Linked DNA regions of Mus musculus: regions 1, 2, 4 and 5 are each linked to region 3. The links are chromatin loops, found by intact Hi-C in ENCODE. Cell type or tissue: heart. All regions are shown on one strand.

Region 1 (5,000 bases), 60 kb before region 3:
AATATAGGATCTTACTGAATTTCCCAGGATGAGGCTGAATTCAATTTCTACAGCACAGACTTGGCCTTGGCCTTACAATCCTGACCCTCCTACCTTACCTCCCAGGTCGCTGAGATCACTGGCGTGTAGTAACAAGCCTTACTTGGTCTAGGATTTCCCACCTTTAGAGACTGTGCATTCATTTGAAGTTGTTACACATTGAGGGCAGCTCTGGATGGCTAACATGCAAGCCATGATGAAACGCATGCTTTACCATCTCCAGGGCCCCTCTGATGATCCCACAGAGCAAATTGCAGTAGCACAGTGCAGATCGCCCAGCAGGCAGCTCTTCGACGAACTCTGCCAGAGGATTCTTGTGTAGAATCAGGGAAAATTCATTTCTGCTTGAATTGTGGCAGGTCACACTTGGTGTAATTCCCAAGTACATCTTAAAAGCAACCTGATAAACAGAAAGAAAATTATAGCACTTAGTCTCAACAGAAGCTTATTCAGACAAGCCAATAGCATCACAGCAGTGGTGAGCTTGCCAAGCTGAGCAGGCAGTCAGGATGTCTGGGCTCACAGTTATCTTTGCAGTTTACTGACCTTATGCCATGTGCGGCTTTTAAATTATTTTTTTTTTATTTTTATAGACTATCCTAAAGTGCTGATGTTCGTGGAACAATACAGTTTGTAAAATATATTATTTCTAGCCAGACATGGTCGCACACCCCAGCCTTTGGGAGGCAAAGGCAGGTAGATTTCTGTGACTTCAAGGCCAGCCTGGTCTACAGAGTTCCAGGAGTCAGGTCTGTTACACAGAGGTCGTTGTCTCAAAAACCAAACCAAGTCAAACTAAAGCAATCCAAACAGACAAACAAAATGATTTCCAGTAACCCTCATAGAAAACACATAGGCTTTAGGATGTTGAGAATCAAAAATATCATTAATCATCAACACAGCAGCATGAAATATGCCACACGGATCATAGTAAAACATAGAATTTAGAGTTAAAGTGACCCTGGGCACATGTTCCACGACAGGGGATCACTGGTCTAAGGAGGGTATGCTTTGGGCAGTCTAGGCCCCAGAACATGTTTTTGAACATACAAAATTATCATAATCATACTGTAGACGTCAACTCTTCGAGGAGGAGCAAGAGAAAGTGGTGGGGACAACATTAATGTGTGATAATTGAGTTTTCAAAAGTGGCTGTTGTGGTACAGGGCTCAAAAGTCCCTACAACCTAGAAACAAGAAACCTTAGCCTCCTTCACTCTCCTTTTTCTTCGTTTGTTTTCAAGCTGTGCTTAAGCAGTTTAGGACTCACTTCGTTTTGAAACATTATTTCACATTTGTTTGCTTGCTAGCTTGTCTATGCCTGTGTGGATGGCATAAGGTCAGAGAACAACTAGAAGCTGGGTCTCCCCTTGTACTGTGTGGGTTTGAGGCTAGTGGTCAGGTAGTCAGGCTTAGAGAAAAACACCTTTACCCATACAGCCATCTTGCTGGCCCCTCTATTTCTTCTAAGCCATAACTCTCACAAATGTATAATCTGCTCTTTAGAGAAGCACGAATATAACAGCAAAGACTGTAGCCTTTTACTTGCTTGACTCCTAATCCAAGGCCTTTCACAAAACACCTAGGCGAAGCTTCTTACACTTATTCATGGAAATCTGACAACTGGATGTGCTGCCGTCATTCAGAGGTGTGAATTAACTTAATGTTTAAATTAAGAGCAGTGTAGGAGAGAAATGGAAGCAATTTTCTTAAATCATTTATAATGTGAAGTACAAAAATGTTCATTCATGTGCTCATTGGTTGATTGAATAGACAGGAGGACTGCCTATCTTGAACAATCCTACTACGTTGCAAATTCAGTAGCTACCTGCAAATCAAACTTCTGAGTGAGTTTCTAATCTACACGTGACACTATGTTCAGTCCTAGAAAACAACCTGGAGTCAGCTAGCATTTGCTAAGTGAACAGAGTGAAACATGTTCTGGTATGAAACACCATGCCGAGGTTCAGCGATGGTCCATATGACCAAGTGGTGGGTGGTTTGGAGCCCCGAAGATATCCTAACTCAGGTTTGGCATCTGTTTTAGAAAGATTTTCTTTGTGACTTCCCCTCCCACCAAAAAGAAAAAGAAAAACAAAACCTATCATGATGTGAATCAAGACGTTACATGAAGAGAAACGAGGATGCCTCCTTTTCTCTAAAGCCCCTGTAGTTATTAGACTTCTCACACAAATTCTAAAAACCCCACCCCATATGTTTCAGGTCTCTAATGAAGAAAACCCTTTTAGGAAGTCAGAACTCCTGTCTACTAAATCTTAGGGCACAGAGCAAGAGAAGAAACCGATCATGAAACACTGGGTCTGGAGACTGGCTTTGGCTACCAGTCAGTGGCTGAAACACATTTCTAGAAGCACTGAGCCCCCCACTGGACAATTTCTATACTTATAATTTGTATGAGCATTTTCGATTTGGAATCAAAAGCACGTGCAAAGACTATTAAAAGGAACTTGCGTTTACTTTTCAGCTTCTTTGGCTACCCTCAAGTGTCAGCAACCACCAGTAGGAGGCATTATCTGAACGTTGTTGGGAAATAAAGCATTCCTGGGGAATGACATTGTTTCCTTATCTGGCTCGATGCAGACTGAGCAGGATTGCTGTTTTGAAAGAGCTCCACCCTCAGCCTCAGCCACAGTTGCTGTGCTAAAACCAAGGCAAACGTCTTTCCCTCTTCGCGTGTGTGTGTGTGTGTGTGTGTGTGTCTCCAACATGGATGCCTTTCAGAGCATCTTAAAATTCTTTCTTAACCAAAAAACTGCTATTGGCTACAGCTTCATGGCTTTGCTCACCGTGGGTAGCGAACGTCTCTTCTCGCTGGTGGCATTTAAGTGCCCCTGCAGCGTTGAGAATACTGCCTATGGGCTGGTTTTTCTCTTCGCCCCTGCCTGGGTGTTACTGATCCTTGGCTTCTTTCTGAATAACAAGGCATGGAGACTCTTCACTGGCTGCTGTATGAACCCAAAAAAAATATTTCCCAGGAGACGCTGCTGCCGCTTCTTCTACGTCCTGGGCCATATCATACTGAGTTCACTGGTGGCTCCGGTGATGTGGCTCTCTGTGGCTTTGCTTAATGGGACGTTTTATGAATGTGCTATGAGCGGGACAAGAAGCACAAGGCTCCTGGAGATGATTTGCAAGGGCAAGCCCAAAGAGTGCTGGGAAGAACTGCACAAAGTCTCCTGTGGTAAAAGTAGCATGGCCGCTATGGAGAGTGAAGAAGTGAGGCTATCCCTGCAGGCCCAGTCTCAGGTAAGGACAAACATGCCTTTTGCTCCTAGTGGGAACTTCTCTGGCTTCCTTTCATCCGTCAGAGTCTGAGTCTTGCCAGGATACTTTTGACACTAAGTGGAAATTGGAACATGATGTAGCATTAAGAGAATCTCAGGAAAAGCTTTTTAGGGACAAGATGGCTCAGTAAAATTGCTGATTGGATTGTGTAGTCTCCATTTCCAAAGAGAAAATATCCTCTGGGTTATGCATATGTAAATACTTAAGTGCTCAAAACTCTCTCTCTCTCTCTGGGTTGACTCTAAATAATGCAGAACACAATGTCATCCACTGAGTGCTAAACCTGAGCTGTAATTAAGCACTACTGTCTCCTATCAATTATTTATTTTCAAGCCGATGTCTCAGAAAACACAGACACATCTTATTCATCCACTGAAATAGAGCTGAGCCAAATCAGTGACCACTTTTCAAAGTCTCTTGGGGTATAATTAGCATAGAGATTTCCTTGAGTAACCACAGTGGTAACTGGTATTTCTATGCATGAGTGCTGTCAAGATTGAGAGTTCCCCGAATAAGATGGGACTGATCAGTCTTTAAATGGTCTTTGGTAAAGTGTGACCACATTCCCTGGGGCAGTTTATGGCTTTTGCTCTCTGTGCTGTATGACTAAGTCAATTCTCATGCTACTTTAGAAGCTCAGAATTTGGAGAATTGTTTTCCTTGTGGGCAGTAATTTCCAGCTTCAACTAATCAATACAATGAAGGAACTTGTTACCTTGCCAAGTATTTGAACACAGATCCAGGTGCCTAGTCCTAGCCTAGCCTTGCAGTGAAGCTCATTTCTTATTTCGGGGGCCAAAAGAGGTAGGAGTAAATTAAAAGAGCCATCCTTTCTCAGGAATAGTGTTGGTTTCTGGATAAATGCACAGGCACATACTAATTTTACTGTTTTTGCAAGGGCTTGCCCTTACAGCAAACACATTAAAGCAAAGTTGGCTTCTACAATATAGGATGGTTACTAGTAAGGTTATATTCTCCATAAGCTATTAAATCAAAGAGTTTCCCTAAATAAACTCCTTTGTTTAGTTCATAAAGCATAGGTTAGATGGAACATGTCAGGCTCCTCTGAGTGCCTTCCATCTTTTGTTGAAGGAAGGTATTCATTACTAATGTTATGATAGTGTGGATGACACATGGCTTACCTCTGTAGGCACCAGCTCCATTCAACCGATGCCAATCCCCAACACTCTTCACTGTGTAAGCTCCTCTTTAAATATAAACTCAAAAAAAAGCATGCACACCCAGGCATAGCTTAGATCGAACACAAAGACCTGTTGATAACTCTAGTAGAATGAGAAGGACCTACAGGAGGATGCCCAAGAGATGTGACTGAAGGGAGGTATAGCAATAGCAGGTGCTGACGATGAGGTTCAGACAGCAGGAGGCATCAAACAGTCCAAAACAATAATTGGGCATGTGGGCGGAGGTGGAAAAGTGCATTCATTCATGGGTGGGGCAGAGCAACATGAAACCCAGCTGGATGAATCTCTGCTCTTAAGGAAGGTGGATGGAGTAGTGGAAAGAGCTCAGTCATGGAGTCAGCTGGTGTTGAATCCTGATGCTGCCACTCCCCAGCTGTGTGATATAGAACTCTGAACCCCAATTTTCTCATAAAAGGGGACAATAGCACCTATTGTGGGGAGTTATTTAGAGATA
Region 2 (5,000 bases), 380 kb before region 3:
GGACTTTCTCCTGTTCCTATTCCAGATTTGTTTGAGGCTCATTATAACAGAAAAGTTGTCAATGTGATTTCAAATGAGTCCATTAGGTATTATAAGCAAGCACCCTAACTAATTGCACTATCCATTGAACTATAATTAACAGAACTAATTTGGTCTATTTACCTTCTAAGAGTTAGTATCTGTAAGGGTTAAGTGAAATTCTCAACTATTTATATCATTATGCCATTTCAATTGCTCTTTCTCACTAGAGAAAAGTTTTTTTTTTAATTTAGAGTAACAGTATGAAGATTTGTATTTTCTCATTTAAATGGAGAAGTATGAGACAAAAAAAGACTTAATATACTTGTTTTTTCACATGCAGAGGCTGAAAGTTAAATGGTTCTGACATCCTTTGTCCCAACTGTATTGAGTTTTCTGAATCTAAAATAGTGTAATCCTGAATCAGGCAAATCATCACTCCTACCACTCTGTACTGCCTGCTCACAAAAGTTCTGGGTACAAAACTTTTTTTTTTTTTTTGATGAATTCCATTCATCAATGACATTTTTGATGTCTTCATAGAAAAACTCAATTAAAAGCAGGATAATCAAATAACCACCAGTGTAATGGGCTATTTCCTGGTTGTTAGCTTGACTATATCCGAAATGAACTACAATCCAGAACTGGAGGGCTCACCTGTGATCCAGATTTTGAGGCTGGAAGACACAAGTTTCTGATCTGGCTCTTGTCATGGAGATCTTGAGACATGATGACCGTGAAAAGCTTAGGCTCAGGCAAGGTAGTACAGGCCTTTAATCCCAGGAGACTGAGGCAAGGTGATATCTGGATTCAAGGTCAGCCTGGGACAAAGCAAGTCCTAGATCCAGGCATGGTGGTATGCACCTTTAATCTGAGCCACACTTTCTCATAGAAGCCTACCCAGGGACATTGGAAGAAGGAAGATTCACTCTTTTTCTTTTTCTTTTTTATTAATATTTTTTATTACTACGTATTTTCCTCAATTACATTTAGAATGCTATCCCCCATACCCCCCACACACACACACTTCCCTACCCACCCATTCCCATTTTTGGGCCCTGGCATTCCCCTGTACTGGGGCATATAAAGTTTGCGTGTCCAATAGGCCTCTCTTTCCAGTGATGGCCGACTAGGCCATCTTTTGATACATATGCAGCTAGAGTCAAGAGCTCCGGGGTACTGGTTAGTTCATATTGTTGTTCCACCTATAGGGTTGTAGATCCCTTTAGCTCCTTGGATATGTTCTCTAGCTCCTCCATTGGGGGCTTTGTGATCCATCCAATAGCTGACTGTGAGCATCCACTTCTGTGTTTGCTAGGCCCCAGCCTAGTCTCACAAGACCTACTTCTACAGAAGACCAGTTCAAACAACTAGCCTCACGGGACGGAGCAACTACCAAACTCTTCGAATTCCTATTAACAGTTGACCAATGCTCGGTGAGTTGAACTACAGACTATAAGTCATCACAATACATTCCTTTAATATATAGAGAACTCATTCCATAAGTTCTGTGTCTTTAGAGAACCCTGACTAATACAACCAGCCTTGGTGTTTTTGGTAAGGTGGTCTTCCATAATACGTAATATATTTTTTAATGCATTCCAATGGCTGAAATGATGCCAGGAATGTCTTTCATGTCTTATTACCAAACTATAGAGTAATAAAGCTGTTGATTCAACTTTCAAAGTCCACTTACCAAACTGTATGCTAAAGGGGTCTGTATTAGTCAGAGTTTTACTGCTGTGAACAGACACCATGACCAAGGCAAGTCTTATAAAAAACAACATTTAATTGGGGCTGGCTTACAGGTACAGAGGTTCAGTCCATTATCATCAAGGTGGGAGCATGGCAGCATCCAGGCAGGCATGGTGCAGGCAGAGCTGAGCGTTCTATGTCTTCATCCAAAGGCTGCTAGTGGAAGACTGACTTCCAGGCAACTAGGGTGAGGATCTTATGCCCACGCCCACAGTGACACACCTATTCCAACCTGGTCACACCTATTCCAACAAGGCCACACCTCCAAATGGTGTCACTCCCTAGTCCAAGAATATACAAACCATCACAGGGTCCAACAGTTATTTGTGCTCATAATTTTCTCACACACTGCTCCCACACTCAAGCCTCAAGGGATGAGGTTTCACTGGTATCATTTAGTAGTGTGGCGCCTGAAAAATGAACGAGAATTCCCACTAATTCTGTGAAACCTTAAGCTACATTAAGGACATTGGCTAGCAGGGTCCTAGTTGAGCATTTTAGCTCCTGCTGCACTGTACTAGCTGGAAGCAAGCCGTGGAACTGGCCTGAACCAGCCAGCAAAACTGGGGCGATCCAGGAGGCAGACAGGCCACTGACTTGGAGACGCGGGAGTGTGCTCAGAACCCGCCCTACTTGACTAGCTCCTCCCGACCAGACCACGCCCCGCCCGTCTGTCTTATATAAGCCTCCGCCCCGCCAAGCTCCGCCCCGTCAAGCCCCGCCCCGTCAAGCCCCGCCCCGCTCCGCGTCCTGCCTGCGAGTTACGCTTGTAGAGTCCCGGCAACTTCTCGCATGCTCTACCGGCCTTCCGGTCTGCGTTACCCGCCGCTGCCCTGCCATGGCTCAGCACTTCTCCCTGGGCGCCTGCGACGTGGTCGGCTTCGATCTCGACCACACGCTGTGCCGCTACAACCTGCCCGAGAGCGCCCGGGTGAGTGGCACGGACAGCCTCTAAAGGCGGCTGTGTAGAGTGTCGTAGGTCCCCGGCCGCTGGGCGGAAGTGTACTTTCAGGGGTTCTGCGGTCTTGAGGAGGAAGCCAGGGGCAGAAGATAGCGCAAGACCGAGCCGGGAAGCCGACTTGTAGAACCCTGAAAAAGCGGGGTCAGGGGCTTTGTGTGTCATTTGTTGATCCCAGGCCCTATTATTTTTTCCAACTCCTCTGGGCACCAGCTGAGTGGGTACAGCCACTTGTTTTGAACTTCAAGAAAACATGGCTGCATCTTTCCTTTTGCACACCCAAGTAATCACCTGTCAGAGTTTAAGTATTTCATACAGGGAGAGACTGTATAATAAATAGTATTGTGAGAAACACTGGGAGAAGTCGTTAACATCTTAGACCTCCTTTTGTCTTTACCAAGAGAAGAAAACAAGCATTTATTGTGCACGTACTACTTGATCTGTGCGTTTTAAATAAAGTTGTAATCTCAACAGAATCTACCCAGAATATGAGGGGATTAGATTGCTTTATTTGTAGGCTTATACCCTCATCTTAATCGCCCTGCTTTCTCTGACCCTTTGGGTTCACAAGAAACTAAAGAATTAAGAATATCACAGTGAGAAGTCTAAGCAGGACTCTGCAGTCAAAGTCCCTGGTTCGGGACCCTGGCACCAAGTGCCTAGCCCTGTGACACTGGGCAAATAATCTGGGTTCCTTCTCAATTAACCTTTCGAGGATTAAGTGTGCAGCCGATTGTTTGCTATTACGGTTAGCACCCACCACATCACTAGTGCAGACCACAGTCAGTGTAGTCCTGTCAGTGCCCCAGTTGGTCAGATTCTCCAAAATCAAAAATGAGGCTCCTGAATCACTCCGGTGTGTTTTCAAGCATACAGATGCTTTAAAAAAAAAAAAAGGTGTGTGTCCCTGCTGGGGCTCTGTTTTGCTTGCCAGTTGCACAGATCTCATTTCCTTTCTCATAGTTTAAAGACATTTAAGTCTTGGTCCTTTGGCTACTCTTTCAGAGTGTTCTCTGGGTGCTAATTTCTTTCCTTCCACGGCGTTCAGATTCCAGTCTGGTTCATCTTATGCCCTTCATCTGTATTCACTGTCGTTCATGGAGAATGTTGTTTAACCTCTGTCATGTTAAAAAGCCAGTTTTGTGCGTGTGTGAGCATACACATTTTAGGATAGAAGATTCAGAAGATACTCTACTGCAAGTTTTGAATCGCAGTGCTGATTAAAGGCTGAAAACGATACCCTGGTGAATCTTGGTTATGCTTGGTATAGAAATCCTAAGTCTCACCGAGTGCTGAACACCAGGACATAGTTAGGGACACACATCAACCACACACAAGTAGGAGCCTCTCTGTGGTTAGCAACCTGTTACCAGAAAGACGATGTAAAGTTCTTTTGCATTCTTATGGGGGAGAGGAGTATTTGCCAAGGCTTGCTATTGCCTGTCCCGGAGGGAGGGTCTCTTCCCTTCCATTCAGTGTCTCTTCATCATGTGGGGTCTCATCTTAAGTACTTAAATTATGAAATCACCCTCCCACCGCCGTCCTTCTCTTCCCTCCTAGGAAGCCTTTTGTGTCACCACTTACAATTTCTTTAAACCTTACTTCTCCAAATGCTCAGCAGAAGCTTTATATATTCTAGTTACTCTTTGGACTCCCCCACCCCCAGCCCCCGAGAGCCTCTGTCTTCTGAGTTACAGAAAACAGTGTTTTCTATGTCTTGAGCATACTGGGCTTAGTGATTTACGATGTGGTTGGAATTAACTGAATATGATGACACAGTCACTTTTTTTCCCCCTTTTTGGTATGGTGTATGTATGTAAAAGTAGCTTTTGCTCCCCTCACGTCATTGTTGGCTTCATCTGCTAGTCTAGGCCTAGTCTTGGAAGGTTCTAGCCTATGTACAATCTTATCGAGGCCTAGAAGGTTTAGTCTCTGAGACTTACTGCTTTCTAGCTCTTTCTGAGCTTTAGCTGGCTGGTTCAACTTAACTGTTCTGGCTCAAAACTCCTCTCCAAACCGACTGCTTCCATCTGGCCTTTCTCTAGGCCTCTAACTGAATGCCCTGCCTGGCCTCAGACTAACTTTGGCAGTATGTTCTTAGCTGGCTCCTTCTCATTCTCTAACGTGTTCTGTGTTCACCTGTGTCTAGCTTGTTCTCTCTCTGCAACCTGTCTCTGTAAAACTCTCCCAGTTCTCTTTCTCTCTTTGCACAGCCCTTCAAGTAGCTTCCCTTTCCTCTCTCTTCTGCGAGTTGGGCATATCCTATTCT
Region 3 (5,000 bases):
AAATTCCCATGAGGCTGAGAGTTCTTTGTCTCTACTGAGCCAAGAGTTTTATAATTTCGTCTGTGCTGACTTACTAGTAAATGAATCATCCTCACCAAACTCGGAATTGGTTTATTAGTTTTCAGGACCTTCACCACAAAGAGACTTTTCAATAAGGTTTTCAATTAACAGCACAATCAAAGAATGTATGAAGTTATAGTGTTACATCACCAGGAAGATTAATAGTTGCTTAGGACTTAACAATAGGAAACAGCCTCTGACGGCTTCTGAAGCCCTCTCCTCAACAAACTCAAACAGAGAAAGCTTACCTTCTGAGCCAGTTAATCGTGGCCATGACTTTTTGGTAAAGGAGATGGGGAATTCCTGATTTACATGGTTCTGAGGAATTCCTAGCATCTATATGAATGCATGAATAATAGCATATATACTTGATATTTTATTGCATTGTGTATCATCTATTTCAAATGAAATAAATCGATACCCCACCCTCTTTTCATGTATTCTTTTGTTCAGCAGCTAGCTGGGTAAATTTTTTTCATTAAGAACATGGCCTTTCAGCCTTATTTATAATAGCCAGAAACTGGAAAGAACCCAGATGCCCCTCAACAGAGGAATGGATACAGAAAATGTGGTACATCTACACAATGGAGTACTACTCAGCTATTAAAAAGAATGAATTTATGAAATTCCTAGCCAAATGGATGGACCTGGAGAGCATCATCCTGAGTGAGGTAACACAATCACAAAGGAACTCACACAATATGTACTCACTGATAAGTGGATACTAGCCCAAAACCTAGGATACCCACGATATAAGATACAATTTCCTAAACACATGAAACTCAAGAAAAATGAAGACTGAAGTGTGGACACTATGCCCCTCCTTAGAAGTGGGAACAAAACACCCATGGAAGGAGTTACAGAAACAAAGTTTGGAGCTGAGATGAAAGGATGGACCATGTAGAGACTGCCATATCCAGGGATCCACCCCATAATCAGCATCCAAACGCTGACACCATTGCATATACTAGCAAGATTTTATCGAAAGGACCCAGATGTAGCTGTCTCTTGTGAGACTATGCCGGGGCCTAGCAAACACAGAAGTGGATGCTCACAGTCAGCTAATGGATGGATCACAGGGCTCCCAATGGAGGAGCTAGAGAAAGTACCCAAGGAGCTAAAGGGATCTGCAACCCTATAGGTGGAACAACATTATGAACTAACCAGTACCCCTGAGCTCTTGACTCTAGCTGCATATGTATCAAAAGATGGCCTAGTCGGCCATCACTGGAAAGAGAGGCCCATTGGACACGCAGACTTTGTGTGCCCCGGTACAGGGGAACGCCAGGGCCAAAGGGGGGGAGTGGGTGGGTAGGGGAGTGGGGGTGGGTGGGTAAGGGGGACTTTTGGTATAGCATTGGAAATGTAAATGAGCTAAATCCCTAATAAAAAATGGGAAAAAAAAAAAAAAAAAAAAAAAAAAAAAAAAAAAAAAAAAGAACATGGCCTTCCTCTCCTTTATGCTTAATGGGTTTAGGTAATTATAAAGCATATAATTAAAATCAATTATATGCGCTAACACCTACCTTGTATTTTTGCTGCCAAGTTCTTTTGGCTGGCACATCAATTTCTGTGGCTTGGCAGAGATAGACTCGCTGACTTCTCCTTTGTCTGCTCCACTACTCCACCAGGATTCAGACCACCGCCTTCCCAGGAGAAAAATAAACCCAAAGCTTAGCTCTGGCTGTTTCTGACTCCTTTACTCTAGCAAAGCTGAATTGCACAGACCTTACTTATGCTTCATCATTCTCCTTGATTCTGTACTCATTCCAGCTGTGTTTTTGTTTAAAAATTTAAGGTAATGACTGCAATTAGAAACAGCCATGTGGGGGCTCAGGGTTTAATAGCGCTTGTTGCTTTTCCCGAGGATCTGCATTCTTTTGCCAGCACCCACACCTGGTAGTTTCTAACCACATGCAACTCCAGTCCAATGAGATCTATATCACTTTCTCTTGCACTCTTTTTTTTAAAAGAAAAAGAAAAAAGAAACAACAGCGTGGGCTTACTGTTCTTTCGCATCTAGTTTGTACTAAAAGGCAAACACAAACAGACCTTTACATTTTTAAATCATATAACTAATTAACGGCATTCTGAATGCAGAGTACAAATATGTTTTCTAGCTCAAAAAGCCACAAATGCATAGACACAATTTTAGGTTCAACATGCAGCATACCAAGTATTAGTATGCGATCAAGAAAGAGCAGAGTGCCAGGCTTGGGAAACAGGCAGGTTTAAAACTGGTTGTGTGAACTGGAAGTTAACATGTCTACAGATGTGACCCTGGATGGAATAGCGCACGGTGGTTCTAAACGGGTGAACTGCATCGTCCTTAGTGGAACTCATTTGGCTGTTCTAAACTCCAAGAATGATGAATCTTCTTTAATCTCAGCATCTAGGGAGACTGCAGCTTTCATGTATGGTTTCCTCTGTTGCCACCTAGTGGTTTCTATGAGTATGTGCACTATCTGTAGTGGGTGACTGCAGTACATATGGAGCATTACAAAGATATGAAGTCTGAAGCATTCCAAACATTAAGACATTTAAAACAGCAACATGAGGGGTTTGAAATGCTCCATCAGTAAATCTACGCAAATATTTCCAACTTGAAAAAAACACTTTCAGAATTACCACCACCCCTGTCCTGGAGTCTCAGGTTCTCTTTTTCTCTCCCTCTTCCTCTCCCACCCTCCCTCCCTCCCTCCCTCCCTCCCACCTCTCTCTCTCTCTCTCTCTCTCTCTCTCTCGCTCTCTCTCTCACACACACACACACACACACACACACACACACACACATGAAAGGTCCAGGACAGCACTATAATCTTGTTTCTTTCAGAAGGCCATAGTTATGAAGGGTTAACATGGAGTTCAGAGAAGCACTGTCACTCATTACTCATATGACCTTATGAATGTCAGCCTCTCTGGAACTTTAATTTTCCTTTGTATGAGACAGGAAAGAATGATTAAGTTGTAAGAGTTGTTGAGTGAACTCCTACTTGGAACACAGACTTATTTGAAGAGTAGTTCTGCGAAAATCTATATTGAATAAATCTCCTTCAAAATTAAACATATGGACAGACACACTTACATGCCACGGGGTTTATATTCCAAGACTCTAGTCCTTGTAATTCATCAGTGTTATTTTGATGGGAAAGACACTTGGAAGATTTGACACGAGTACTTTTAGATGAGGAGATCAAGTCCTGTAGAGTCTCGAGTCATTTCTCCACAGGAGGAATCAGTCAGGGAAAATGTTGGGCTACTCTCAAGGAATCACAAACTATGTCCGCTCAACACAGACAGGGCAGTAACAATAAACAGACCAAAAAATTCTACCAAGTTCAACTTGGCAAGCCAAGGAATTTATTGGAACTGCTCATAGGATTATAGGTGAGGGGTTGCTCATAGGAAGTGCATCACCCTAAAGCCCCGGTCCACATGGGTGACGACTCACAGAGCCTCCACCCCTGGATCTTTCTGCACCATCTTTACTGCTTATGTAACTTTTGGGTAGGAGAGGTCTTGTGAATCAGGTAAGTTTAGAGGTTTCCTGGGATCCTTGAATTGCTTAAACTCCGAGTCTTGTGGATCCTGTAATCTGGAGGAAATATTTCAATTTGGTATTGCCAGACAGGAGAAGAAAGAGTCATTACTGAGTGTCCATCATCCCTGACAAACAGGGCCATGAGCTAAAGTATGTGGGCATCCTCTACAAACAGGCAAAGACGTAGACTCTTTCTGAGAGCCGGCAGAAGGAACACAGCCCTGCCGACATCTTTATTTTGACCTACAGAGAACTGTGTCAGACTAGTAAGGATTCTATATAGTTTTTATGAATTACAAGATGACAAATTTGCATTTCTTAAAACCACAGAGTCTATAGAAATTTATTATAGTGGTGATTGTGTGGTATGATGGTGGCACATACCAACTCATCTCAAGAGTTTAGGAATCCAAGACCTCTTCAAGGGTGTGTCTAGTACAAGATTGTATCTTCCCTTGACCAGTTTAGGCAAAACTGTTGCTCTTTGAACTATCATCTTTCTACCTATCAATTATCTATCTTTCTGTCAATCATTTATATATTATCTATCTCTATAATAGTTTGTAAATAAAATACAATGTAGTCCAACTTTAAGGGGACAAGAACTGCAAAAATAAGAGCTCATATTAACTTTATTGGATCCATAGATACTTCTCTTTCCATCTCTCTGTCTCTTTTCAGACTAGGATTCACTGTATAGCTCAGACTTATACTGAATTAATGATTCTCCTGCCTCATCTGACTCAGTACTGGCATTGTGGAAATATATCACTCTGGACCTGTAGGCTTCATTTTAAGGCTACAAATATAATTTAAAAGGTAGTTAGCATTAACAGAACTGTATATTATAAATCCAATTTCATCATATATGGTTCTTTTTTATTCCCTTTGGTTTTTTGAGACACAGTTTCCTCTGTGTAGCCTTCTACTTCTATAACTCACTCTGTAGCTCAGGCTGATCTCAAACTCAAAGAGATCCACTTGCCTCTGCCTCCCAACTGCTGGGATTAAAGGCATGCACCACCACAGCCAGCAAATATATATATATATATATATATATATATATATATATATATATATATATATATATATATATATATATATAATTTGTTGTTGGTTTTGTTTTGTTTTTCGAGTCAGGGTTTCACTGTGTAACCCTTGGCTGTCATTTTTCAAGGATTCTCAAGATTCTCAATTTCTGTGGGACTTTATGGAGCATATAAGTTTCATACATCAAGTGGGCTTGCTATTGGAAAGACTACGCTGCCATTCTTTTATTTGAAGTCACTTAAGAAACAAGCGTATTTATTTAGGAAAGTAACTGAAATTCCTCGAGAAGAGTTTTTCCCCCTTGAAGATAAAGCCCAAAGCATCGTTCTTCTGTCCCCCAAAGCAAAAA
Region 4 (5,000 bases), 290 kb before region 3:
GTAACAGAGGATGGCCCAGTGGGTCATCAATGGGAAGAGAGGCCCTTGGTCCTGTGAAGGTTCTATGCCCCAGTATAGGGGAATGCCAGGGCCAAGAAGTGGGAGTGGGTGGGTTGGGGAGCAGGGTGAGGTGGGAGAGAATAGGGGATTTTCGGAGAGGAAAATAGGAAAGGGGATAACATTTGAAATGCAAATAAAGAAAATATCTAATAAAAAAAATGATTGGTGTGGGAAGGCAAGTGCACTGTGGGCAGTGCCACCCTTGGGCAGGTGGTCCTGGAGGTATAAGGAAGGTGACAAATGACCTCAGAGAGTAAACCAGTGAACTGTGCTTTTCTTGTGTGACCTCTGTTCCAGTTCCTGCCTCTAGGTTCTTACATTGAGTTTCTGCCATAACTTCCCTCTCTGGGGAGATGAGCTGATGAAATAAACCCTTTCCTCTCCAAGTAACTTCTGGTCTTAATGTTTAATCAGGACAATAGAAAGAAAACTAAGACAGTAGCTTTGGAACTGTAAAGGAAAGGAGGCTTCTTGGCTTATCAGCGGTTCATTAGAACCATAGGAATAATTTTTCTAAAGGAACCTTGTGACAGCCTTTTTCCCTACATGAATTCACTAGTTATAGATCACAAATTGGAACAACTAAGATATCATGCTAATTTGCATAAGAGTAAACATTTTAAAGATAATTGTTCCCAATAACATTTCAGATAGTCAAAAGTTGGGCCAGTAAGATGGCTCAATGTTTAATAGAGTAGACACTTGCTGCCAAGCCTGACAACCTGAATTTGGCCACAAGAACTCAAAACTAGTTTCCATAAGTTGTACTTTCTTATTTGTACCACACACACACACGCACGCACACTCACTGAAATATACAAAGCATAATAAACATGTGACGGTTTGTATATTCTTGGGCCAGGGAGTGGCACCATTTGGAGGTGTGACCTGGTTGGAGTAGGTATGTCACTATGGGTGTGGGCTTAAGACCCTCACCCTAGTTGCTTGGAAGTCTGTCTTCCACTAGCAGCCTTTGGATGAAGACTTAGAACTCTTAGCTCTGCCTGTGCCATGCCTGCCTGGATGCTGCCATGCTCCTACCTTGATGATAATGGACTGAACCTCTGAACCTGTAAGCCAGCCCCAATTAAATGTTGTTTTTGTAAAACTTGCCTTGGTCATGGTGTCTGTTCACAGAAGTAAAACCCTAACTAAGACAAAACAGCAGTTAGTATGTGCAAGTTTCCTTTATCATGAACAGAGGTATACTTTAGCCAGTAAAGATACTTTAAAACTAAGATGCCCTCAATTGCAGAAAAATTTTTTGAATGTGAATATTTGGACCAGTTTTTCTTAACCTAATGTCACCTTATAAATACTTGAAGATCTTCAAAACATACCCCTATTGTGGCCCAGCCCAGCTGTGTCAGATCTTCAGGGTGAGGCATAAGTATGTGAATTATATTACAGAGATATAAATAAAGAATTGTTAAAAGTATATTTCAGGCTGGGCAGTAGTGGTGCACGCCTTTAATCCCAGCACTTGGGAGGCAGAGGCAGGCGGATTTCTGAGTTTGAGGACAGCCTGGTCTACAGAGTGAGTTCCATGACAGTCAGGGCTACAACAGAGAAACCCTGTCTTGAAAAAACAAAAAAACCAAAACAACAAAAAAAGTATATTTCATGTTTTTCATTATATTGTTTACTTCAATTTTGGGGTCCTTTTTTTAGTATTTTATGTAGCATACTAATTTTTCTCATTCATCCATATGTGTTTACTGAACAATGAGTCATTAGAGCAGCCCAAACTACAGAGAGACTGTATAATATCCTTTGCTCTATATAAAATACACAAAAGAAATTTGCCTCTTTCATTCTCCAGTAAATATCTCTGTCTTTCATAGACAAGCTTTTTTTTTCCAGAAAATAATTCCTTGGATCATCTCCACAGCGTATATATTTTAACAGCCCACAGGTAACGTATTTAGCGTTTTACCAACATACTGGTAGAGTTGGTAACTTCAGTGTCCTCAGTTTTGTTCTGCAATGGCAGCAGCAACAGGTTGGAGGCTGGTGGTGGAGGTGTTGGCATCCCAGCATCCCCAGGACCCTTCACAGCTCTGCCAGCTCTTACCCCATCACAGGAACAATGGTGATAGCTGAGTGGTGTTTGTTGACCAGGGATGTTAGCATTACTGATGTGGCACACGTGTCTGTTGAGCTAAAGCAGTTTCAGTATTAAGTTGTACCACTTTTCTCTGGCCACGAGAGGTCTCCCAACCCTTCCAATCCCAGCAGGCCACTTCTCCACAGCAGACTGTTCCAGCATTCCACCCTGGCAGGTTTTTCCAGAATGCTATAGCAACCAAGTTTTTAACATAAAAGAGCTAAACTTTTATTCTTTCAAGTCAGCTTTTTGAAATTTTGCTCTTCATTCCATTTTCACACAGAAAATACCAGCTAAGAGGGGTGGTGGGGAAGTCTGGGGAATGAATTCCATAAAGTGACAGTAAAGTAGAATTCCTTCAGCATGGAAGTGAAAATGCAGATTTCTCTGCAAGGTCAGAGCAAACAAGATTGTTGTTTTCTACCTCAGATCTGAATTTCCTGTCTTATCCAGTTACTGTTAACCTGTTGGTGTCGTATTAAGTGTGATTTTATAAGGATAGATACAGACCAGAATTTTAGATACAAATGACGTTGACAGCACATAGCAAATATAGGCATTATCTGTTATGCACAGTTCGGCAGCATGCTACAAGTCATGTTATTGCTTTGAATATAAAGACATAATGTTCTTGTATTTTCTTCTATACTCATCTAGCATTCATGCATTGATTGTCAGCTTCATGCCAAGCAAAATATGTGTGTGTGTGTGTGTGTGTGTGTGTGTGTGTGTGTGTGTGTGTGTGTTTCATGCCTTCAAAGTTTAGTCTCTTGGGGGAAATCACCGAACAGAAAACTTACAATTTTGTAATTGTCCTTTAGTAAGAATATGTTTGGAGGACAGTAGAGAGGGCTAGGCACATACAGGCTTTTGTCACTGATGCTAACAATCTGAGTTCATCCCTGGGACTCACAGCTATGGAAGGAGAGTGCTCCCCTCTGTGGTCCTCTGACCTCCACTTGTGTGCCATGATAAGGGTGAAGACACATACACACACACACACACACACACACACACACACACACACAGACACACACACAAAATAAAAAACTTTAAAATTTTTTAAATCTGAATAATGTAGTTTAAGGGGTCTAGGAAGATAGCTTGGTAAATCCTAGTCTTGCAAACATTATGAACTGGGTTCAATTCCCACGCCCCACACCTTAAACCCTACACACCATGGTACTGATAAGGTAGAGACAAGTGGGTCCCAGGGACTCACTGGCCACCAGCCTAGTCTACTTATAAGTCTCCAGGCCAGTGAATGTTGCTGAAAAATATCTTCTGGCTTCCATATCCACATAGGCGCACGCGTGCAGACACACACATCATTTAAGGTTGCAAGGTGTGTCAGTCCATGATCTTTTGTTGCACACACAACTTGGAGTTTACCATTGTCATCTGTTTAAACAGCGTTCTTTTTTTAGTTTGTCCCATTCAATGGCATACGAAAGGGTAACTCCAATACTAATGATCTCCCCTGGTTAACTTGCCTTCTTGGGTTAGACCTACTAAAAGTTAGTAATAAAGTTTCCCTAGATAATGAATTTAAATTGTGCTATTTAAATGTATATGCTTTTTCTATCCCTTGTAAATGTTAACACTAATTTTAATAGCAATCTGCGTGTTGATCGCTAGAGGGCAGTAGGCACACATAGCGCAGGAAAAATAATTTCTGAACACAGAGAATATTGTAAATGTTTTTGGCATGATGCATAATAAATCTTTGTTTTCCAGCTGTAAAGTTTATTTGTTACAAAAGTTCATGCCACTCTTGCATGTAAAAGCTTCTCTGAAATTACTTAAGTACTTGAGGCCAATACTTGCTCTTGGCCATTTGCATTTGACGTTTTCTCTTAACAGCCTTGTATTATTTACAGAATCTTCTCGTCATTGAAGAACAGAAAATATATTTTAATTTTAAGGTTCATTGAGTAGCTTCTGAAATATTAGTGACCCAGAAAACTGCACACATGTCATTGAGGGACCAAATACAAAGAGAACTATGCTAAAAAACAAAACAAAACAAAACCTTTGCCTTCACACTTGATGTTCCGATATCTGATTGGTTTCTCAATACAGCATATTCTGTCTTGTGCAGTGTTCTAGTGCAGTTGCAATGTTCTTGTGGTATATTGTTTTCTGCATCAAGATGCTTAATGCTGCTCATAATAGGTCTTCTTACTGTATAGTCTACTACTAAAATGATTTTATTTCACAAGAAAATTTCATCTAGAGGTTTATTAATTAAATGGATTGCCCTGAGACCCTCTGATGTTATCAGGAGTCCAAGTGTCTCTCATATTTCTCTTCTCAACCCTTGATTTGTTCTCTGTGCGGAAGGTACCAGATACAAATTTAAGTAGAGTTTGTTGTCATGGCAAAGTTGAACAGAGAAACTTAACCCTGTTTTCAGTGGTTTCCAGGGTCCCTGACTCCTACCCTGCTTTCTCTGCATCTATCTGATAAATGGAGGAAATTATCAGTGTGTGTGGACAGAGAGACCAAGATTCTACTGGGTATCCAAGGTCCCTGAAAGGAGGATGAAACTTCACGTGTATTGTAGTATTCTCCAGCAAAGAGGAGGAAGGAAACGGACATGGGCAGGCAGGAAGCAGTATTTGCTACTGTTTCAGGCTTCGTTTTTATTTGCTTCACGTAGAGACTCTTTTGACATATTGTCCTGATAGTCTTTAAAGTGTAGCCTTCATAGTCTTTTTCAAAGATTTATTTATTATTATAAATAAGTACACTGTTGCTGCCTTCAGACATGCCAGAAGAGGGCATCAGATCTCATCACTGGTGGTTATGAGCCACCATGTGGTTGCTGAGA
Region 5 (5,000 bases), 200 kb before region 3:
ATCAGCTCCTGCTTCCTGACCTGCTTGAGTTCCAGTTCTGACTTCTTTTGGTGATCAACAGCAATGTGGAAGTATAAGCTGAATAAACCTTTTCCTCCCCAATTTGTTTCTTGGTCATGATGTTTTGTGCAGGAGTAGAAACCCTGACAGGTTGCCTCCCTTTCCTCTGGATGAAACTTTAAATGCATTGCCCACAAATAAACAAGTTTGAACTCTTAATAACAGTAGGATGCCAGAGAGCTGCCACATCTTGGAGTAGCATTCTGCTCTGAGAAGGGATACAGCACAAAAGCTATTTGAGCACTTTGGGGTGGTAACAAGAACAGCTGCTTGCATAGTAGATCTCCTGTGACCAGTAGATCTCAAAGGATGGAGTCATGACCAGGGCACAAGCTGATGGGTCTTGAACTAATAGTCTCAGATGTGGTAGGTCTCAGAGGCTAAAAGCAGCCATAGGCTCGGATTCCTTTCAGCTCAACCAAGGTGGAAGTCTTGGAGGAATCAGGAACATGTTCTTCAGTTTACAGCAACCTGTGAGTCCTGGAGGCTGCTCCAGCCAGCTCAGGTGGAGGGAGCCTCAGTCATGCCTGTCCTTAGTGAATCTTGAAGGCAACTGGGCTTCCTCCTCTAATCAGCAAGCCAGCTGGCATCTGAGTGCTGACTCTTTAGGCTTCTCCAAGGAGAGCAGCAGCAGGGAGCTGCTGGGGTTGAAGTCTTCTTCCTCTGCTGCCTCTCTTGTCTCTGCAGCAGCCCTGGCTCAGTAGCCAAGGAAACTCTGAAACTACACAGAGGAAATGGTGGTGCTGCGCAATGAGTGTGGTTACTGCAAATAAAGTGAAAGGCAAAACCAATCAGGGGAGAGCTGTCAAACCGAGTAGAGGGGTGGACTCAGGGGGAGGGAATAGAACTCTATGCCTGCCAAAAGTTGATAGAAATTCACCATTCTGTCTGCAGGTCTCTTTCTGCTTGAAGTGGGGAAACGTCAGAAAGTGGCTGTTTTGGGTTGCCGTGGAGACCTTTGCAGGCTGCTTCTTGCTTCCCCTTGCTTTGCAGAGATTTCCTTTAGTTATCACCATTTTGTTTGTTTGTTTGTTTGTTTCCTTTGGCAACTGTTGCATCTGGATTAATGATATACACAATTTCTAGTTCACAAATGAGGAGAGAGAGGTTCTGGAATGTTAAAAATCTTTAATAATTCCAGTGTCTACTAAAGCAGAAAACCAATTAAGCTATGTTCTTTTTGTACTCAACCCTGTATCTTTTCTCATTCAATTTATAAAAGTATTCTCTTCTTTCATTAATATATTTATTTATTCACTTCACATCCTGATTGCAGCCCTCTTCCCCCTTTTCTTTCCACCCCTCTCTTCCCTGCCCCCACGGGCCCTGGCACATTAAGTTGAATCAGGGCTAAGAGCATCCTCTCCCACAGAAACCAGACAAGTATTCTTAGAGATGCATGCTATTTTAGTTTATAAACATATCGTTCTATAAATTTGCACATATCACTGTGACTACATTACTTTATTCTTTGCTTCTTAAGTAAGATCACGCAATTTATAGATACTTCCTTCCCCTTTACAATGTATTGCAGCTGCCTTAAATTAATGTGTCTTCTTTTATTTAGTAATCATTGTTGTAATCTGTTTGCACATTTGCCACCACTAGTAGATTCTAATACTGTTGAGGGCAATCTTAGTGATGTCATAGTCTCATCCTACCACATGGTTGTCTGCTGGATGTACAGCTAGGCTTTTCAACCTTCCCTTTACATGGAGGTAGCAGGTGGTCTCATCAACAGATGAAAAGAACGTCTTTAATCCCAGAACCAGGGAGGCAGAGATCTGTGCATCTCTATGAGTTCAAGGCCACTCTGGTCTACAGAGGGAGTTCCAGGACAGCTAGAGCTATTCAAAGAAACCCTGTTTCACACACACACACACACACACACACACACACACACACACACACACAAATCTCTCACTGCTACTTTCCAGTAAATTAAAGGCAATTTGTTAAGAATGCTAGCTACCTCTAGGTGGAGACAGGCCCTTGTCTCTTCACTTAGGGTTAATCCACGATGGTAATGTCAGAGACCTGACTAAGGCACCAGGAACAAATGGCTCAGGTGCCTATTTATCATATCAAAGCAAACCCTGGCTACCAGGTTCTTCCAGAATCCCTCAGTCCCTTTGTGGTCCAGGGTGCTCCTTGCCAGCAGTACCCCACCCACTACCATGAACATTCCAGCTGAGGGGCTGGGCAGCCCTTCCCCCAGTGGCTCTTCCCTATGCAATTCAGCCAGTTTTGCTATGCTGGTTCCTTTACCCCTTTTAACCCTTTCACCTTTTGACCTCTTTGCCTCTTGGTCTCCTGATCTCCCCTTTCCTGTCTCCCTTCTTCTGCCATAGCCAGGCTCATGTTCACTCTGGCCTCTGGGATGGCCCTGCTTCTGGCTATGCTCTCCCTCATATCTAAAATAAACTTCTCCTCCACCACACTAGAAGTAGTTATATGTTAATCCCAAAGATGGGAGGAGAAATACAAATCATCAGGGCCAAATTAATTAAACAACCCATTAAAGCTGTTTTATTCATGTACACAGGCTGCCTCCCCATAAGGTGGGGTTTGCAAGGTCTGCATGTGTGGAAGACAAAGTTTTTATAGCTCAGGAATAGGGGTTTTCCCAATGGGGGTGTGGAAATTGTCTATAGGAAGTGGTACTGTTAGGAGGTGTGGCTTTGTTGTAAGAAGTGTACCATCTGAGGGTGGGCTTTGAAGGTCTCCTCCTGTGCTCAGGTTCCACCCTTTTCGGAAGAGAGCTCCCTCCTAGCTGCCTGAGGATGCCAGTCTCTCCTGGTTGCCTTTGAATCAAGATGCAGAACTTTCAACTCTTCCAGCCCCAAGTCTGCCTGGATGCTGCCATGCTTCAGGCTATGATGATAATGGACTGAACCTCTGAACCTGTAAGCCAGCCCCGATTAAATGCTGTCCTTATAAGAGCTGCCTTGGTCAGGCATGGTATCTCTTCACAGCAATGGGAACCCTAAGACAAGGAGATTTGTTGGGCAAAATAGATATGGTTATAGGAGCAGAACGTAAACATACCAAGTTAGTCATAATGACCGCCTAAACCAAAGACAGGATTGCAAGGCCTCAGCAACAGGTGGTCATAAGATGGTAGCCATAACAACCCTTTTGAAACAAAGGTAGTGTTGCAAACAGTTATTAACTTTTTGACACCATTGCCCTTCCTAGAACAGGCAGAAGAGAACCACTTATAGTTAGGGTTACAGGTGAGGCATAGCCCAATGCTTAAGAAACAGAGGTTTAATCATGAACAGGAATGAACCTAGTTTGTTGTTACCATAAGGTGGCTTTTTAGCCTAAGATGGAGACCAGCTGGTTCTTCACATATCTTCCTTTTGTATTCTACCTCCGACCCCCCTTTTCATTCATGCAGCACCTAGAAGGCGGGTACTTTGCCGTCCTGGAACTCTCACCTCCCAGTGCAGCCCCTCAGAGCCAACTTGGAGTTTGGCTCTGTCTACCCACCCTTTAGAGTTGTTACTGTTATGTTTCCCTCTCCTCTGTCTTTTTCTTTTGGGAGCTGAACAGAATGCAGGTATGCCTTTAAATTGTTTAGCTAGAGTTCGGGGTCCTTATTCTTTCTCTAAAGCCCCTCTCTGTTTAGTGGCTTCAAGCCACTGGGGGATGACATTCCTGTAGCATTCTCTTTTCCTCTGAGCTTTTGTCCCTTCCCTTCCCCTTCCTCCCTCTCCCTTCCAGGCAGCTGTGAGATTTCTAGCTTGCCGGTCTTGGGGTTTTCCTTTTAAATTCTAATAAATTGCCCTCATGCTTCAGTTTATGTCTGTTCTTGAAATCTTGTATTAATGGGACCAAGAACCCTAATGAGGGACCTCAGAGTTTGAGGTATCATACAATGGCTCTCCTGGGAGACCCCAACATTTCTAGTAACACTTCCTTCCTGCCATTTAATTAGTTGGCAGAGAAAATCAACCATTCCTGCACCCCTAGAATTGGTCTTCATTTTTCTCTCTGAGGTCATTCCCTTTGCTCCCTTCATGCACACACTGCCCAGGTATCACAAGAAGATGTCCCTCTTAGGGAAAGTGATTGCATTCTTTGCTTCTGCTTGCTTGCACTGTCAGAAGTCATTATTTTGACCAAGTTTAGTTTAATCAGTATTTTTGTGAGTCCAGACAGGAGTACTACCTCATTCTTTAACATGGAATGTTGTTCAGTGGTCATGACTAAATGCTTGGTTTTTGTAAGGTGGGAGCAATGAATCATTATAATTATATTTTAAAAGAAACAAATAGGCTAGGATTAGGCTCCCTGAAGTCATGAAGGTCATAGCACTGGGGACCTCATTACTCTATACCAGTAGGAAGACTCTTTCTGGTTGGTTGCTATGAATCTGGTTTTGGGTAAACCCCATCTGTTTAAGGATCTACTTGCTTCCTTAAATTCCCAATGTGATCCTTCAGCAACTTAGCATGGGCGGTTATTTGGCTTTATTTATTCTGGTCTGCTGGGACTAAGTACAGGGCCAGTCTAAATGAACACCCCCTGTAAACTTTAAAAATCATTAGTTACAAGTGTCACTTTTGGATTTGCACTTCACATTTTAGTGTGTTTACTGTGTACATATAATCAAACATCAATGCTTTAGGATATGGGAAGAATTGTGTTATGTTTATATTTAATTATACTGTAAAATAAAACTCTGTTTTAGAAAGTTCAAGTATATGGATATATATCTTATACATAATATATAATAATATAATGTATATCTTGTAATATATTATACTTTATAATTATATGTTATATTTTTATAATTTTTTGTATATATAAATTATATAATATGTATTTTATATTATAATGTGTGTGTGTGTGTGTGTGTGTGTGTGTGTTTATGTTACCAGAAAACATGTCTCTTGAACAGGCTTCTGCTGACTCAGAGTCTATAGTGGAAT

What was found. A loop is a pair of places that touch in the nucleus more often than their neighbours do. Peaks named below come from ENCODE experiments on the same cell type or tissue, not always from the same donor. Only the 100,000 strongest peaks of a DNase experiment are listed, where the experiment ranks them.
Region 1: a loop joins it to region 3, with 7 times the contacts of the local background. A loop is called at or near these places in 16 of 42 quality-filtered maps.
Region 2: it touches region 3 in a loop (2.6-fold over the local background); 2 of 42 quality-filtered maps call a loop at or near these places.
Region 4: a loop joins it to region 3, with 7 times the contacts of the local background. A loop is called at or near these places in 23 of 42 quality-filtered maps.
Region 5: it touches region 3 in a loop (6-fold over the local background); 8 of 42 quality-filtered maps call a loop at or near these places.

What each region holds. Positions count from the first base shown.
Region 1 is chr10:34,094,203-34,099,202 of GRCm38, reverse strand. It overlaps Trappc3l (trafficking protein particle complex 3 like), which reads right to left. Exons shown (of 7, transcript NM_001162937.1): 5 at 254-439. It overlaps Calhm5 (calcium homeostasis modulator family member 5), which reads left to right and starts at 2,684. Exons shown (of 2, transcript NM_178908.3): 1 at 2,684-3,305. The coding sequence starts at 2,766. In heart, a CTCF peak has its summit at 2,542 (motif pointing right); a DNase peak (open chromatin) is centred at 2,572; H3K4me3 peaks cover 1,268 bases; H3K27ac peaks cover 1,195 bases.
Region 2 is chr10:34,416,065-34,421,064 of GRCm38, reverse strand. It overlaps Nt5dc1 (5'-nucleotidase domain containing 1), which reads left to right and starts at 2,514. Exons shown (of 12, transcript NM_176968.5): 1 at 2,514-2,704. The coding sequence starts at 2,612. In heart, no CTCF peak of the experiment used is centred here; a DNase peak (open chromatin) is centred at 2,484; H3K4me3 peaks cover 1,625 bases; H3K27ac peaks cover 1,293 bases.
Region 3 is chr10:34,034,275-34,039,274 of GRCm38, reverse strand. Trappc3l (trafficking protein particle complex 3 like) reads right to left here and starts at 1,678. Exons shown (of 7, transcript NM_001162937.1): 1 at 1,587-1,678. Calhm4 (calcium homeostasis modulator family member 4) reads left to right here. Exons shown (of 2, transcript NM_001081165.1): 2 at 1-491. In heart, a CTCF peak has its summit at 2,502 (motif pointing left); no DNase peak of the experiment used is centred here.
Region 4 is chr10:34,325,727-34,330,726 of GRCm38, reverse strand. All of the region lies in intron 6 of Nt5dc1 (5'-nucleotidase domain containing 1), which reads left to right. Among named protein-coding and RNA genes, the nearest start is that of Gm26564, 31 kb to the right of the region's middle. In heart, CTCF peaks have their summits at 2,270 (motif pointing right) and 3,801 (motif pointing right); no DNase peak of the experiment used is centred here.
Region 5 is chr10:34,231,373-34,236,372 of GRCm38, reverse strand. Gm26564 (a long non-coding RNA gene) reads left to right here. Exons shown (of 5, transcript XR_871568.2): 2 at 2,800-2,966; 3 at 4,970-5,000. Among named protein-coding and RNA genes, the nearest start is that of Dse, 27 kb to the right of the region's middle. In heart, a CTCF peak has its summit at 2,055; no DNase peak of the experiment used is centred here.